Regions from separate parts of the Homo sapiens genome. Here region 1 is linked to region 2. A link is a loop called in an ENCODE intact Hi-C map of the cell type or tissue named here. Cell type or tissue: adrenal gland. All regions are shown on one strand. Links, peaks and the distances in the headings refer to the core of each region. The heading gives the core; the rest is flanking DNA. Region 1 holds the start of ANKRD36 (ankyrin repeat domain 36). Region 2 holds the start of SEMA4C (semaphorin 4C).

Region 1 (8,132 bases), core at 2,887-5,386, 240 kb before region 2:
TAAAAGTTCACAGAAGATACCAATAAACAAAAAAATAAAAATAAGGCCAGGCACAGTGGCTCACACCTGTAATCCCAGAACTTTGGGAGGCCGAGGCACGGGGATCACCTGAGGTCAGGAGTCTGAGACCAGCCTGGCCAACATGGTGAACCCCGTCTTTACTAAAATATACAAAAATTAGCTGGGCATGGAGGCGCACACCTGTAATCCCAGCTACTCAGGAGGCTGAGGTGGGAGAATCACTTGAACCTGAGAGGCAGATTGCAGTGAGCCGAGATCATGCCACTGCACTCCAGGCTGGGCAACAGGGTGAGACTCCATCTCAAAAATAAACAAACAAACAAAGACATAAATAATAAAATAAAATAGAAACTGAGAATTATTTTTTCTTTGCAAGATTTATATTTCTTCTTTTTCCAAGGATAATTTCATTAATAAAAAACATTTACTAGAAGTTTTAAACATACTGATCATTTATACATCACAGATAAGAGAAAATATCACAATACACCTGCCAGAAAAGAAGAAATGTTACATTTTGTACACATATTTGGCTTACAAACACCATAGATTGTTTGTGTGTATGTATAATCAAACCAACTTTTTTTCAGAGTACATCTTCACACCTCAACATACATCTGTATCTACTGACATCTGCAAAGGTCCCATATTGTCCCATCCTATGGATGCACTGAAATTTATTGATAAATTTATAAAATTTATAAAATCCATTATAAGGGGTTTTCCAAATACATTGCTATTTTAAGCAGTGCTGAGAAAAACAAATTGCATGTATCTCTATTTCCTAGAGATATTTTAGTATAATGGAATTGATGGGTGAAGGGCACATACATTTTTACAGTGTGATACTTACCAAAAAATTGTCTATTTGAAAAGTCATCAGAAATGTAAACTTTCAACAGCAGTATATGTACTGCTACCCTTTACCCTCACAAACTTGTGATAGAAAATAGTATTTCATTCCTTTTTTAACTTAAATACCTTCTCCTCCCAGGAACACTAAATATTTTTTCCCATGTGCATAGGTTGCTTGAACATCTGAAAAATAAATGCTTTGCTCTATTTTAAATGAGAGTTCTTGTTTATTTGAAGAATTCTCTGTAAAATGAAAATCACTTTTTTATCTAATATGTATATACACATATTGTCTTTTGTTAATTTTTTCTTATAAACTGGATTTTTTTTATTTTGCTAAATCGACCTTCAGAATGTGTGCTTGTGATATTTGTAGGAATATAAACATGCATCAATATAAGTAGGCATTTGTGTTTTTTTCTGTTATCTTTCTTATTTTGTGCATTTAAAATTTTTAATCTACATTCCATAACGAATTTATTTCTGTGACATAAAAATCTAGCCAGATTTCTCCAAATAGTTAGCAGGCACTTCATTTATGAGTAATTCATCTTTTCCTACTAATATGAAATGTCACCATTATCCAATTCTATTAGATTGGTGCAAAGGCAATTGCGGCTTTCGCCATTACTTGTAATTGCGGCAAAAACCGCAATTGCTTTTGCACCAACCTAATAAATTCTTACACATATTGGTGTGTTCCTGGATTTTCTAACCTGTTCCATTCACTGATTTGTTGTTTCAGCTGTTAGTAAATAACTTGTGGAAATTAACAGCACATTTTCATATCTAGAAAGGCAAGTCTTTTTTGACTCCATTTCAAAAGTTTTCTTGATGTCGTCACAATAGTAAAAGACAGCATGAGTAATTCAAAAATGTTAACACTTTGATAACTTTATTTGGATTATGTAAAATTTATAAACACAGAAAGAGCTCAGAACTTTAGAAAAATGTGTCTTTCTATTCAAGAACACAGACCATCTTCCCACTTCAAAGTTTCCCTCTAAGGTCCCTCAGTGAAAACCAAATTGACATAGGTGTCCATTGATATCAAATAAATATTGGATTTTTATCCAAAGAATTTTTAGCCAGGAAGTTGATATATTATGGAAATGATTTCTCTCATTATGCACCTTTCCATAATGTATGTAACATTATGCTTTAAAATGTGCACGTTAAAAATAAAACGCTGTACATGCTGAATTTTATTAGTGAAATCACTTTAAAATGATTTATAAAGAAGCAGCATGGTGAGTGATTGGAAACCAGCTGAAGTTTTGTTTTTGTTTTGCTGCTTGTGAAAATGACCTGGGTGCTCGCCCCCGCCAAGGTTTCCACATCCCAGGTGCGGCTGAGCCTGCCAGGAAAGAAAGTCCAGCCCCTTTGGTGACAGGACTCGCCCCCCTCACCTCTGCACCCCTTTCCCCCACCCCATTCACCCCCACCCCTCACCCCCACCTCCAGTCCTCTATCCCATTGAACCCTCACCCCATCTCCCCACCCCACACCGTCCACGCCCCTACCCCCCAAGCCTTCATTCCGTCCACCTCAGCCCATTCACGCCCCCACCCCATGCACCCCCTACTCCCCACTCCCATCCCCCAACTCACTCCACACCCCGCCACCCCATATACCGCCACTCCCCAGGCCCCGCTCCACTCACTCCCACCCCAGCCGGGCACCCCCTAGCCCCCGTCCAAACCCCGAGCCCCGGACCATCCGCCCCGCAGCCCTCAGCCTGGAAAGGGGTACTTCTCCACATCCACAGGCCTCCTCCCGCAGCCCCGGCTCCCGGCCCCCATTACCTTTCCTTCCTGTCTCTCTTATTGGCGTCATAATACGTGAGCAGAAGGTACTTCAGTTTCTCTAGATTACCATGTAAGACAGCTCTGTGGATCCTCTTCAGATGATACGGTTTAATGGGGTATTGGGGAAATGCGAAGCCATCCGAGCACAAGCGCTCCATGAGGGTGGGCCACCTCTCCCGCTTGCCGTCTTCCATAATCGTCGGCTGCAAATTGTAGCCTGCAGCCGTATTTCAGCTCGCCTTCGGGGATCGCCGCCTCCGAAGAGCAACAACGAGCAAAGCAGTCTGTCCACGGACCTCCGCACAGACTCTCAGCGCCTCCCGCCTCTCAGCAGAAACGCCCAACAGAAGGGTTAGAACCAGCGAGCACGCGCACCTTAGCCGGCCCTGCCCAACAGGCCCGAGGCAGAGAAACCGCCCTAGCAGCTCTCGCGCGCCCAGTGCAGGCGGCGGTTGCTGCGGAGGTGCCGCGGGAGGGCGGGGCTCCCTGGAGCGCGAGGCGCGCCCTGCCCCAGGGCCTGTTTAACTGTCGCCCGCGCGCTCTTCTCTTCCACAGGCTCCCGACGCTCGGAGTCCCCCGCGCTGGGCCCTCTGCAGCCCAGGGATGGGGTTGAGTGGTGCTTCTCCGCCTGGTGCCACCGCTGGGCCCACAGCCCCACTTCGCCACTGCGTCGCCCCCGGGGTCCGCGCTGATGGGTGCGAGGCGGGAGGACGGGATCCGGGGTTGCCACAGCTGCAGCCAGCGCACCACTTGTAGGCGGCACTGCAGCTCGGGCTCCGGCGGGGGCTGGCGGGGCTCCCGTGGGATGGCCTCCTGGGCCCTGAGTGCGCCCCCATCCGGCCGGAGGGTGCGCGCCTCCTGCACCCCCGGCGGAAGCCCATGCCCGGCGCTCCTGCCGCAGACTGCCTGACTTGCCGCGGCCAGGCTGGCCCCGGGGTCCGCGCGGCTGGAGGCGCAGGCCTGGTCGGGGATTCCCAATCCTCGGGGACCCCTGCTCCATGTGCTGGTGGCGGCTGCAGCTGCAGCGCCCGTGGGCTGACGTGGCTTCCCGGAGCTGCGGCCGGCCGCGCCCAAGGGCCCCACAGGCTGCGCTGCCCTTGCCAGCTGCTCCTGACCCGCGCCCAGAGCGCAGGACCTGACGCTTGGCACTCTGCAGCCACGGGGATGAGGCTGAGCGCCTGTTTTCGGCCTCGTGGCGCCGCTGGGGCCACAGCCTGACTTCACCACCCTGTCGCCCGAGTCCTGTGATGGGCAGGTGTGAGGAGGGGCAATCGGGGTTCCCAAGGCTGCTGCCTGCATGCCACTCCGTGAGGAAGTTGAAATACGTGATCTCTAAGATTCCTCCCAGTTCTTCACCTCATGAGACAAATATAAATCAAGTAACATTCGCTATTGTGATTAGAAAAGCTGCATTTACACACGTTAGCCACTAGATGGGGACGTGCGATTGTTACAATGCTGAAGGTTTCCCGTATTTCTTTATTTTTTATTTGGCCGCTAGAGGGCACGCCTGCACTGCACTTAAAGCTGACTATTAAGGAAAGACAAAGGAATTCTTGGATTTTTCCATTTTCCTCATCACCTGTGCTTATCAGAGAATTCCAGGGGCAAGCTACCCTTTCCAATTCATCACTAATTTATAAACAAAATTCTAAGGAGTAAGGAATGCTTCTTACTTACTTCCTATAACATATTTAAGAATGAACGCTCAAAATAAAAGTAATTTATTTAAAACGTGTTGAGTAATTATAACTGCAAAATTTTTGCTCATGTTTTTCATATGCTGTTCATTTGCAAATTATTAGAAATCTACATATTCTGTTCATCTCAGCATTATTTATAACAGGGAAAAATTAGACACTAGCCAAAAATCTAAAAACAGGGAACAGTAAGGAAAAAACAAATGGTTCTTTTAATCATCATCACTAAAAGTGCTTGTGACTTAAAATAATGACATAAAAGATGCTTCTACGTTGTTGAGTAAAACATCAAGATAAATTTAAAATTCTATTTCAAGCTTAACTATATTCATTTAAAAAGAGAAAAATTTTAGAGGGTTTATCTTGTTGGATTATCAGATGTTATTTTTCTCTTTTTAATGCCATATACTTTTCAAATTTTCAGTGGGCTGGTATTACTTTTGTATTTAAAAAAGAAAAATATAAGGAAAAAGAAACCTGTCACACACTTTTTAGTGGATTTTACTGATCAGTCATCTCTGTATTTCTGGCATCAGCAAACTGAGCCAGAAACTCAGTGCCTCCCATTTCTTTCTTTTTTTTTTTTTTTTTAGACGGAGTCTTGCTCTGTCGCCCAGGCTAGAGTTCAGTGGCTCAAACTTGGCTCGCTGCAACCTCTGCCTCCCAGGTTCAAGTGATTCTTCTGCCTCAGCCTCCCAATTAGCTGGGATGACAGGTGCCCACCACCGCACCCGGCTAATTTTTCTATTTTAGTAGAAACAGGGTTTCACCATCTTGACCAGGCTGGTCTCGACTCCTGACCTTGTGATCCACTGGCCTCGGCCTCCCAAAGTGCTGGGATTAACAGACCTGAGCCACCGCGCCAGGCCAAGTGCCTCCCATTTCTTGTATTTACCTTTAAAACTCCTGCAATGAAGGACTCCCTCCTCCCTCATCTAACCTATTATGTGTGTGGTGAGTTCTGACTATGATATCATTCCTGATGTGAAACCGAAGTCTCTCTCTTCTAAGTCCATCCATTGGTTCAGTTCTGTCTTCTGACAGAGTCCACGCCAGACTTCACATTTCTCCCAATCGTCTTTGTCCTACAAGGGCTTTCTATTCTTCAAGCTAAAGAGATACCAGTGATTCCATTCGTTCATTCAGTTAACGTTTAGGGGCCACATCTTGTGCTATGTCCTGAGATTTGCCAATGAGCAGAGCTCAGAGTATTGAAAAGACAAACACATACACCAGGCATTTTACTATGCTGTGTTGTGTGCATGACAGGAGCACACAGGGCATCCAGGCACCAGTGAGAAGGGCCATTCACCAGACTTGAGAGGTCAGCAAGGGTGCTCTGAGGAAACACCTTCTAAACTGAGAGCTGGAAAGAGTGAGACAGGAAAGCAGTAAGAGGTAGCGTTCTGAGGAGGAAATCTCCGAGGTGGGACAGGGATGCGTGTGGAGAGAATGCCCTTCCCATCCCCACTCTTCATGAAGTCTCTACTCTGTCAGGGTCTCTCTGCCCTGTGAGCTGCTTGAGGACAAAGACTGTTTTATAAAAATTTTTATTTCCTCCCTCTGTCTTCCTTAAACACCTAGCCCAGTGCCTGGAACATAAGAAGCCATAATGAATTTTTGTTAGATGAGTGAAGAGTGCTGAGTAGAGCAGAAATGTCACATGCCTCAGTTTAAATATGGGTCATCAGTTTTCTTTCTTTTTTAACATAGAAGTCAAGACTTGATGATCTCTTACAGCTTCGAGATGCTATTAAAGATATAATCATCCTCATGTATTTGAGCTTTGTTTTCACCCATTATGTTATGACTGCTGTCCATTGTTCCATGACACAATTCTCCATCTTTCCTCATTTTCTTCCATTTCAATTAACTCATTTATTTACATGTGGGAATGGAACATACAACGTAAAATCCACAAGTAAGACTTCCCAGATCCTCAGCTTCTTTCTCTGGCATTAGCCACTGTTTCTACTTTCATGAGCATCTGCTATGGTTTGAATGTATCCCCTCCAGAAATCAAATATTACAAATGTGATAGTATTAAGAGGTGGGGACTTTTGGAGGTGATTAGGCTATGAGGGCTCTGCCTTCATGAATAGGATTAAATATGCTTAGAAAAAGGAATGATGGAGGAAGTTAGACTCCTTTTGCCCTTCAGTCTCCTGCCATGTGAGGACACAGCACTCCTCCTCTCTGGAAGATGCAGCCTTCAAGGCGACATCTTGGAAACAGAGACCAGACACTCACCTGACAATGAATCTAATGGCCCCTGGATTTTGGACTTCCCAGCCTCCAGAACTGTGAAAAAACCAAATTTCTGTTGTTTATAAATTACTCAGTCTATGGTATTCTCTCATAGCAGCCCAAAACAGACAAGACTGTAGGAAATCAATTTGTATTCAGCACATCAACAAAATTCTTTACAAATGGGACTCCCCCCAATAGGTGGGTGTCACTAAAGAGAGGTGCCCATAAGCATGAGACAATGACCACGTGGCATGAGCAACGAACTACGATGAATGAGCACGTTACCACCACTAAAGACAAAACTTACATGACTAGATGACAACAAAATAATTTCTTATAATGAATTTCTCATTGTATTTTTTCTTAACCTTCCCTCCATTTAGTCAGGAATCTGGCTCTGACTCACACCTGAAGGACAGACAAGGACTTTTGTTTCCAAAAGCATAAACTGAAAGGAGAACTCGCAGAGTCTACAGAAAAGAGAAAAGACATTTGTCAACAGGGAGTGTTTATCTTTTTTAACTGGAGGGAGAGAGCAGGGATGAGGAGAGGAGATGCCTTCGGTATTGGAAAAAAACAATATTGTAGAGTTTTCCATCCCGGTACTAACAAAATTATAAAGGCCAATAAGAAATAACTGATAGCAATAAAACAAGGAAAGGGGCATAGCCTAATACAGTAAAGAAACTGGTGACTCAAAGAGAGAAAGGAAAAGAACATTCTGGAGCAAAATAGAGAGGGTCAGCATTTAGCTCCTAAGTTCCTCTTCCATCCTCCAGCCCCACCCTCCACATCCACCTCCAAATCCGGTGATTTTGAGCATAGTGAAGCACACTGACACTGAAGGGTGTCCTTATACGATCCTTCACTTGCTGGTGACTGGTGGAAACAGATGCTGGGGAGAAACAGGAGAAACAAGGTGGAGGGACATCAGGGTGCACTTCCTCTAAGAGAAGTCAAGGCTACACATGGAATGAGGAAAGCAAACCAATGCCCAGGGGAGTCCTCATGGTACTGAAACAGGAAGAGCCATCTGTTGCCCAAGCATTCTAACCAATGCTCAGAGCCCTCAGCCGCCCTTTCCCTCTACTGTCTCCTCATTCCCTTGGGCTACCAGGAAAAGTGGAGATGTTAATGGGCTCCAATCAAAGGCCACCATGAACACATCTGTAGTTGAAGAAGTGAGTTATTACTGGTTAAGTGAGGGAGAATACAAACTACAGGGAACAGTGGGGTGTCTCACTAAGAGGACATCAGAAAGGACTTAGAGGATTTGGGGTTGTGTTAGGCAATAATCTGGGAGAAGGGTTTAAGGAAATGGGGCTTTGTTCTGAATTGGGTGTTGTCAGGAAGTGGGGGTAATTCTAGCATAGCAGGGTATCTTAATAAATCTTATGTAGAAAGATGTAAACCTGTATTAAAGCCTTAATGGGTTAAGGCTATAATTGGTAAAGAACGTTAAAGCTGTAGTTGGTGAAGAAACAGTAGTTACTCTTCT
Region 2 (7,122 bases), core at 2,945-5,444:
GACCCTTGAGAGTCATTTAGCACAATTTCTGTGTCTTTCCTTGACACGACCACAAGCAGTTGTCAAGGCCTGAGTCCCAAAGTGTGGATACCTTCCATAGATATGCTAGGCCCTAGGGAGACTAGTCAGGTACGTGCACCTCCCCCCACCCCCGGTACCTGTATTAGTAATTTTTTTATTAATTGAAGACCCAGAAATCTTTTTTTTATATCAGTTGTACTTTCATTTAGAAGTATGAATCATGAGCAAGTAGTCATGCAGGAAATTGTATCCTCTGCCCACCCACCCACAGAAAGGGCCAGTGCTGGAATGGACAGAATACAGCAGGAAGTGCATGAAGGTGGAAAAGGGGAGGGAGCTGGGAGCTTATCTCCGAGAGCGTTTGGGAGGATAGGCGCGTGGAGTCTGTTAGCTGGAGGCTTCTACATTCCTGGGCCTCCAGAACCCAAACGCCTGCCGCTGCCCTGCCAGTGAAACCAAACCGGTTGCCTTTTGAAACTTTCCACTGAGGCCACCTTGGAGTCAGAGCCAGCGAGCTCAGGTCTCTCCTGGTAACCTTCACACCTAGAGGTGGGGGGATGGGGGAGCAGTATTGAAGGTGAGGAAAAACAGCATGAAATGGAGCATTGTCAGGATAGATGGTGACTCTGTGGAAAAACAGAATCGGGAGTCCCAAGACCTGATTTAAAAATCTGAACTTTCCAGTCTGAGCAATATAGCGAGACCCTGTCCCGTGTATGATGGTGTGCACCTGTAGTCTTGGGAGGCTCACGTGGGAGGACCGCTTGAGCCCAGGAGTCTGAGGTTACATTGAGCCATGACTGTGCCATTGCACTCCAGACTGGGCAACAGAGTAAGACCCCGTTTCTAAAAAAGAAATTCTGACCTTTTTATCTCCATGACTTGGGGCTAGTTGTTTAATCTTTTTTAATTATCTCCATGACTTGGGGCTAGTTGTTTAATCTTTTTTAATTATCTCCATGACTTGGGGCTAGTTGTTTAATCTTTTTGACTCATCTCCAAAAGGGGAGCAACAATACTTATTTTTTTAATTTTGTCGAGGCAGGGTCTCGCTCTACAGGCTGGAGTGCAATGGCACAATCACAGCTCACTGCAGCCTCAACCTCCTGGGCTCAAGCGACCCTCCCACTCCAGCCTCCTGAGTAGCTGGGACTTACAGATGCATGCCACCACGCCCCCGCTAGTTTGGTTTGTTTGTTTGTTTGTTTGTTTGTTTTTGAGACAGAGTCTCCTTCTGTTGCCCAGGCTTGAGTGCAGTGGAGTGATCTTGGCTCACTACAAGCTCTGCCTCCTGGGTTCACGCCATTCTCCTGTCTCAGCCTCCCGAGTAGCTGGGACTACAGGCGCCCGCCACCACGCCTGGCTAATTTTTCTGTATTTTTAGTAAAGACAGGGTTTCACCATGTTAGCCAGGATGATCTGGATCTCCTGATCTCGTGATCCGCCTGCCTCAGCCTCCCAAAGTGCTGGGATTACAGGCGTGAGCCACCCCTCCCCGCCACGCCCCGCTAGTTTTTTTTTTTTTTTAATTTGGGGCTGGGCGTAGTGGCTAATCCCAGCACTTTGGGAGGCCTAAGCAGGTGGACCACCTGAGGTCAGGAGTTCGAGCCCAGCCTGACCAAAACGGCGAAGTCCCATCTCTACTAAAAATACAAAAATTAGCTGGGCATGGTGGCGCATGCCTGGTCAACATGGTGAAACCCCGTCTCTACTAAAAATACAAAAATTAGCCAGGTCTGGTGGCAGGCACCTGTAATTCCAGCTACTTGGGAGGCTGAAGCAGGAGAATCACTTGAACCCAGGAGGTGGAGGTTGCAGTGAGCCGAGATCGCGCTATTGCACTCCCGCCTGGGTGACAGAGTGAGACTCTGTCTCAAAAAAAAAATAATAATAATAATTTCTTTTGTAGAGACAGGGTCTCAGTATGTTGCCCTGGCTGGTCTTGAACTCCTGGGGTCAAGTGATCCTCCCATCTCAGCCTCCCAAATTACTTACTTTTTAAAGGGTGGTCATAAGGGTGAAGTAAGAAAATGTACATCAAGACAAGCTGCAAAAATCTAAAGCACAGAACACAAGTGAGGGCACTTGCATCTCAGTTTACCCTCCGCTTGAATAGATACGGGGAATAAACTAAACACGAGGGTGACACACCTTCTCCCACCTTGTCAGCTGAAGCAGGAGGCCTTCCCTGCCCACCCCATGGTCATTATCTCCAGCATCTCCAAGGCCACAGCTTTTTTTCTTTTTCCTAGTGGAAAAGAGCTGGGAAACGTGGCTTTGGCCAGCAAGGGAGAAGGGGCCATTATGTGTACCAGCAAAGACCCGATTGTTACTGAAACCAAACTGGGCTGCTTTTCTCAATTATCTCCACCACTTTTCTGGTCTCCACTTTTCAGATGCCAAGTTTTAACCCAGAACAAAAGCTGCTGTCGGACTGATTTATAATCCAGATCTGCTGACGCAGCCTGAAGTGTTCCTCCCCTCCAGGACTGCACCCTGGCTTAAAGTTACCTCCAAACCTCAGGACGTCAAGCCCCTTCACCTCTGCCTTTTGCCCCTAGCCAGGAGGTAGCATCTGTCTCCAGGTGCCCGTGGGGTGTCCTCCATGAGGACCACCTCTTCTAACCACCTGCCCAGCTCAGAGGACCAGCTGGCAGGAAAGACGCTGCACCGCCCATGAGGCCAGAGCTACAAGTTGCTTCTAGGAGTGGCTGTGGGCGGAGGCTGGTGGTTCTGAAGGTGGCGGTGGTTCTGCAGCGTGGCTCCCCACAGCCCCTTTCATCTGAACAGTAGGGCTCATGCCACTTGTTAATCAGCCTTCCAGTGGCACGAGGAGTCATTTTCTGGGGATAGGCGCTTTGCCCAAAGCGTGAGAAGCAGGAGCAGGCCCTTTCTGTTGATTGAAGGGTCTTCCTGGCTGGTGAAGCCCTTTCCAGACTTGAGGGCAGGGACCAGTGGTCCTCGGGGCCTAGAAAGAGGCAGAATTGGGGGCCAAACGGCAGACCCCTCTGGTCCGCCCCAAAAGACGCCTCGGTTCCCCCAGCGTGCCTCCCCTGGATACTCGCCTCGACGTGGCTCGCCCGCGGTCGTTCCTGCAACTGCACGGTCGGGAGTCCCTCTCCCCAGCCCAGCCCGCCCGGAGTCTTCGGGGGACACTTCAGAAAGATCGGGTGAGTGTGATTCCCCCGTGGCCATACCCGGAGTCCCTCCCCCGCCCCACCTCCCTCCAGGCGCTGTGGCGCAGCCCGCGACTCCGAGCCCCGGGGCTGCTGGACACCCGGAGGGGTTGAGGTCCGGGCACCCAGAGAGGCGGAGGTCCGAGCCCCCGGGCGGAGAGCGGGCGGGTCCACAGGTCGCTGCGGGTCGCAGCCCCCTCCTGAGCGAGCCTTCGCGGCCCGCCCCCGGCCTCCGCTCGACCCCCCCAGCCTGACGTCAAGGGGAAGGGGGCGGAGAGCCGCGGCCGCGCTGGAGAAAGAGCCGGCGCCCGCCGTGGTGGCGCGGGGAGCCCGAGCCTAGGGGCGCGGAGCCGGGCGGGGACGGAGGGGCGGTGGCAGAGAGGCCGCGGAGGGCTGGCGGGCGAGCGCGGGCAGGCGGCGACGCGGGGGCAGGGGTGGACGGCGGTCAGAGCCGAACGCGAGGGCGGCGCCCGGGGACTGGAGCTGCGCGCAATAGGTGAGCGAGGCCGGGCTTGCGTGAGGCTGGAGCCGCGGGGCCCCGGAGCCGCCGCTTTGTCCCTTTGCTTGGGCAGGGGCTGCCGGACGCGGGAGGGACAGGGGCTGGGGCGCGGGGAGCCGCGGCGGCGGAGACGGCTGTACGCGGGGATCCTTCCTGCGACCCCCGCGGCTGCTTCGCAGGGTCTCGGGAGTGGGGCGCACAGCACCTGCAGCCCCGCAGCCCCGGGGCCGGAGGGGCGCGCCAGCGAGGGTTCCTCGCGCGGTCCGGTCCGCGGCCGGGATCCTCGCCAGGCTCCTGGACTGCCCTCGGCGCTCCCACCCCCGATGGAAAGTTTGGGGCGGGCTTGGAGGGAGGCCGATGTTGTGGGATCGGATTTCCCTGCCGCGGCCCCCCGCCCGCCCGCCCATTCCGCTGGGGAGGCGGGTTGTCCCGGAAAGCCAGGCCCCCGGGCCGAGCCGGGCCGCGCCGTCCCCGGCTGGAGCGCTCGCCCTGCAGGGAGGGCCGCGGTCCACGGCTGGCCGCTCGGGGTGGGCGAGGGTGTGGGGTGCCCCGCCTGGATCCCGCACCCCTCCCCCCAACCCCTCCTCCCGGCTGCCCGTTTCCTCGCCCTGGGGGGAGCTGCGGGTGGGAGCACCGCTGCCGGGCGGATCCTCGGAGCACGCCACGGGGTGCGGCCCGATCCTCGGGTAAGGAGCCGAGATGAGGCCGCGGGCGTTTTGGGGGGCTGGTCTGGGGCGCAGCCCCCGCTCTCCCGCGCCGGGGCTCTGGGCCGACAGGGGGCGTCCGCAGGCCGGGCTCGCCACGCTCCCCGCGCCGCCGCTTTGTTTGCGTTCAAATCCCTGGAGCTGGGGGAGGGGAGAACCCGGGGGGACCCGGGACGGGGTCTTGGCGGGGACCCTTTGTTTGGGGGTGAGCAGGTCCCCAGCTTCTGCGTCTCCGCCCCTGGCACGGGAAGGCTGGAGCAGGGGAAGCCAATCCCGCTGGCCCGCCCAGGCCAGGGTCCCTGGGGCGCAGTCCCCGAGTTGGGAAGGTTCGTCAGAGTCGCGGGAGCGCAGCGGGTGCCGGCCGTGCGCGGCGCGTTGCCAGCGGCCCGGGAGGAACCCCCTCGCGTCCCCGCCCCTACCTCCCCCCGTCGCCTGCGCGCGCCGCCGGAGTCCCCGACTCGACCCGAGCTCGGTCCCCCCACCGCCCCTCCGCCAGAGGGCTGGTGTTTCGGAGGAGGCAGTGCGAGGAACAGGATGAGGCCCTGGTCATTTCCACGCCCATCCCACCCACTTCCTGCCTCCCTCTTGGGCAACAAAGGGGCCTCGGGAAGCTGGGCCCCTTCGCTCCCGGCCCTTCTCACACTCCTGCCCTGCTGATGTGGAACGGGGTTTGGGGTTCTGCAGGGCTATTGTCTGCGCTGGGGAAGGGGACAGGCCGGGACCGGGACCTCCGCTCGCAGCCGGCCGCACCAGGTTTCCCCTTTGGGGCTTTCCCGACCGCCTACCCCACCGCATGCCCTCGTCGCCCTAAGGAGTCTTCCTCCCAGAATTAGGTGTTGGCAGGGTCCGGAGCCCCAGTGGCTGCAAGGCCTGCTGCCTGAGGTTCTTTCAAGAAACTCAAACCTCTTAGGCCTGAGTGTGTATGTTGGGCGGGGGTCCCCTTTTTATTTCTCAAATGATTTCCTGTTGCGCAGAGGTAGTGGTGGGTCTGGAGGCCAGGGAGGGCTTCCCGGAGCCTGTTTAGCCTTCAGCCAACTCAACTCCTCCCCGCTTCCCAGGGAGACCTGTGGTCTTTTAGGCAGAGGCCAAGTGTGGGGACTTAGGTCCACCTCCAAAGAGAAGGGGAAGGAGGGCACCGGGGCTCCTGGAAGGCCTGATGAGGAGTCCTGTGGCCTCTCCTGCTGCGGGCCCCTCTGGTTTGCTTTCTCTGGCTGTGATTTCTGACCATGTCTTTTCCCTCAGCAGGACAGCTGGCCTGAAGCTCAGAGCCGGGGCGTGCGCCATGGCCCCACACTGGGCTGTCTGGCTGCTGGCAGCAAGGCTGTGGGGCCTGGGCATTGGGGCTGAGGTGTGGTGGAACCTTGTGCCGCGTAAGACAGTGTCTTCTGGGGGTGAGTGCCTGGAGGGGTGAGGAGGAAGTCAGGGACAGGCTGCTGAGGAGTTGCCCCCATAGTGTGCTGGCTTTATTCTCACGTGTGTGGCACAGCTTTCTAAGAAACTCGAGTTGGAAGAACGGGCAGTGTGGGTTGGGACCTGGGATTAGCCTCCTCTGGGGGAGCTCTGTCCAACTCCCCACCCCAGACTGCCTGCCCAGGTGTGGGAGGGGGAGAGCCTTCTGCCTCGCCCTCTCCACGCCTCGCTTCTTGAATTGTCACTGGCGCTGGGAGCCTAAAGAGAAACTGGAACCGGGATAAATATAAACTGGAGGCTCTCTCCCCTGGCTCCCCAGGCCCCCCTAAGACCTCCTACTGCCCTGTACACATCATACACTCTGGTGGCCCTGGAAGTGTGTGTGTATGTGCACATGCTCGCATGGTTGCCGGGGCACAGCGGGGACCCAGCAGTGCTCCCTGTGCACACACCCGTGTGAAAGGTGATGTCAGGTGTTTGTATCAGCCGTGCGCTCTGGGGACCTGGGATGAGCTCACCTCCCACAGGCTCCACTCGGGTGCCAGTGAAGCCCTGCCATGCCGGTCTGTGTCTGGATCCATTGTTGCCTGCAAAGACTAAGGCTGGTTTGGGGGGACCCTGAGGACAGGTCGGCAGCCATATTTGGCAGCTGATGTAGGAATCACGTGACTGTATAAATGTCGTAGTGCCCTGCATGCCGGGTGGCAGCAAGACTTCCCAGGCCCCAGCCCCATCTCCGCTCTCTGAGCCTCTGGTTTCTCCGGACCTCCCTGGCCTGGCTCACAGCCCAGCTCCCCTCCTGCCATCCCCACCTGTCCTAGTGGCCTGCTGTGCTCGCATCTCTGGCAGCCTGGATTGGGGTCCTGCTGGAGTGAAGGGTTTCCTGAGGCAGGGAGTACTCATAGCCGTCTGTGCCTCCTGCTCTGCTGGACTCTGATAGAGGCAGTGGGCAGCAGGGCAAAGAAGGAAGCAGCCGCCGAGGAAGCGAAGGTGGGGTGGGGGTGCCCAGCCCTGCGGCCGGAGGTGCCATTGACCCTGAGAGCAAGAGCCATCAGTCTGATGGCTTCCTCTGGCCGGAAGCTGTGGCTGAGATATCCTTCCTTCCTCCCAGCAGCCTGGATTTGCCTCCTCCCAGGCTGGGAAAGGCTAGGGAGGCCCAGGTGGGGCTGTCAGGGCCAAAGGCTGTTTCAAAAGTGTCCTTTATTGCCAATCAGGGGGTTTGGCTGGCATCTGCTTGTGGCATGGGGTGCTGGCTCTCGTGGAGCAAGACTGAGGGCTGTCGAGCCCCAGGGGTCCTGCCCATCAGCAGCCA

What was found. Peaks named below come from ENCODE experiments on the same cell type or tissue, not always from the same donor. Only the 100,000 strongest peaks of a DNase experiment are listed, where the experiment ranks them.
Region 1: it touches region 2 in a loop (6-fold over the local background); 31 of 110 quality-filtered maps call a loop at or near these places.

What each region holds. Positions count from the first base shown.
Region 1 is chr2:97,108,486-97,116,617 of GRCh38, reverse strand. ANKRD36 (ankyrin repeat domain 36) reads right to left here and starts at 3,465. Exons shown (of 76, transcript NM_001354587.1): 1 at 2,682-3,465. The coding sequence starts at 2,878. RefSeq lists enhancers at 2,726-2,955, 3,916-4,015 and silencers at 3,076-3,205, 3,286-3,665. In adrenal gland, for the core only: CTCF peaks have their summits at 3,358, 3,920 and 4,139 (motif pointing right); DNase peaks (open chromatin) are centred at 3,397, 3,887 and 4,096; H3K4me3 peaks cover 1,330 bases; H3K27ac peaks cover 1,249 bases.
Region 2 is chr2:96,866,447-96,873,568 of GRCh38, reverse strand. SEMA4C (semaphorin 4C) reads left to right here and starts at 3,489. Exons shown (of 15, transcript NM_017789.5): 1 at 3,489-3,693; 2 at 5,646-5,791. The coding sequence starts at 5,683. It overlaps LOC124908044 (collagen alpha-1(I) chain-like), which reads right to left and starts at 5,195. Exons shown (of 3, transcript XM_047446878.1): 1 at 5,151-5,195; 2 at 4,820-4,984; 3 at 2,446-4,541. The coding sequence starts at 5,195. The coding sequence ends at 3,534. RefSeq lists enhancers at 1-330, 6,900-7,122 and silencers at 3,167-3,456, 3,497-3,596, 3,627-3,696, 3,717-3,816, 4,137-4,296 and 1 more. In adrenal gland, for the core only: a CTCF peak has its summit at 4,464 (motif pointing right); DNase peaks (open chromatin) are centred at 3,458, 4,128 and 4,488; H3K4me3 peaks cover 2,500 bases; H3K27ac peaks cover 2,500 bases.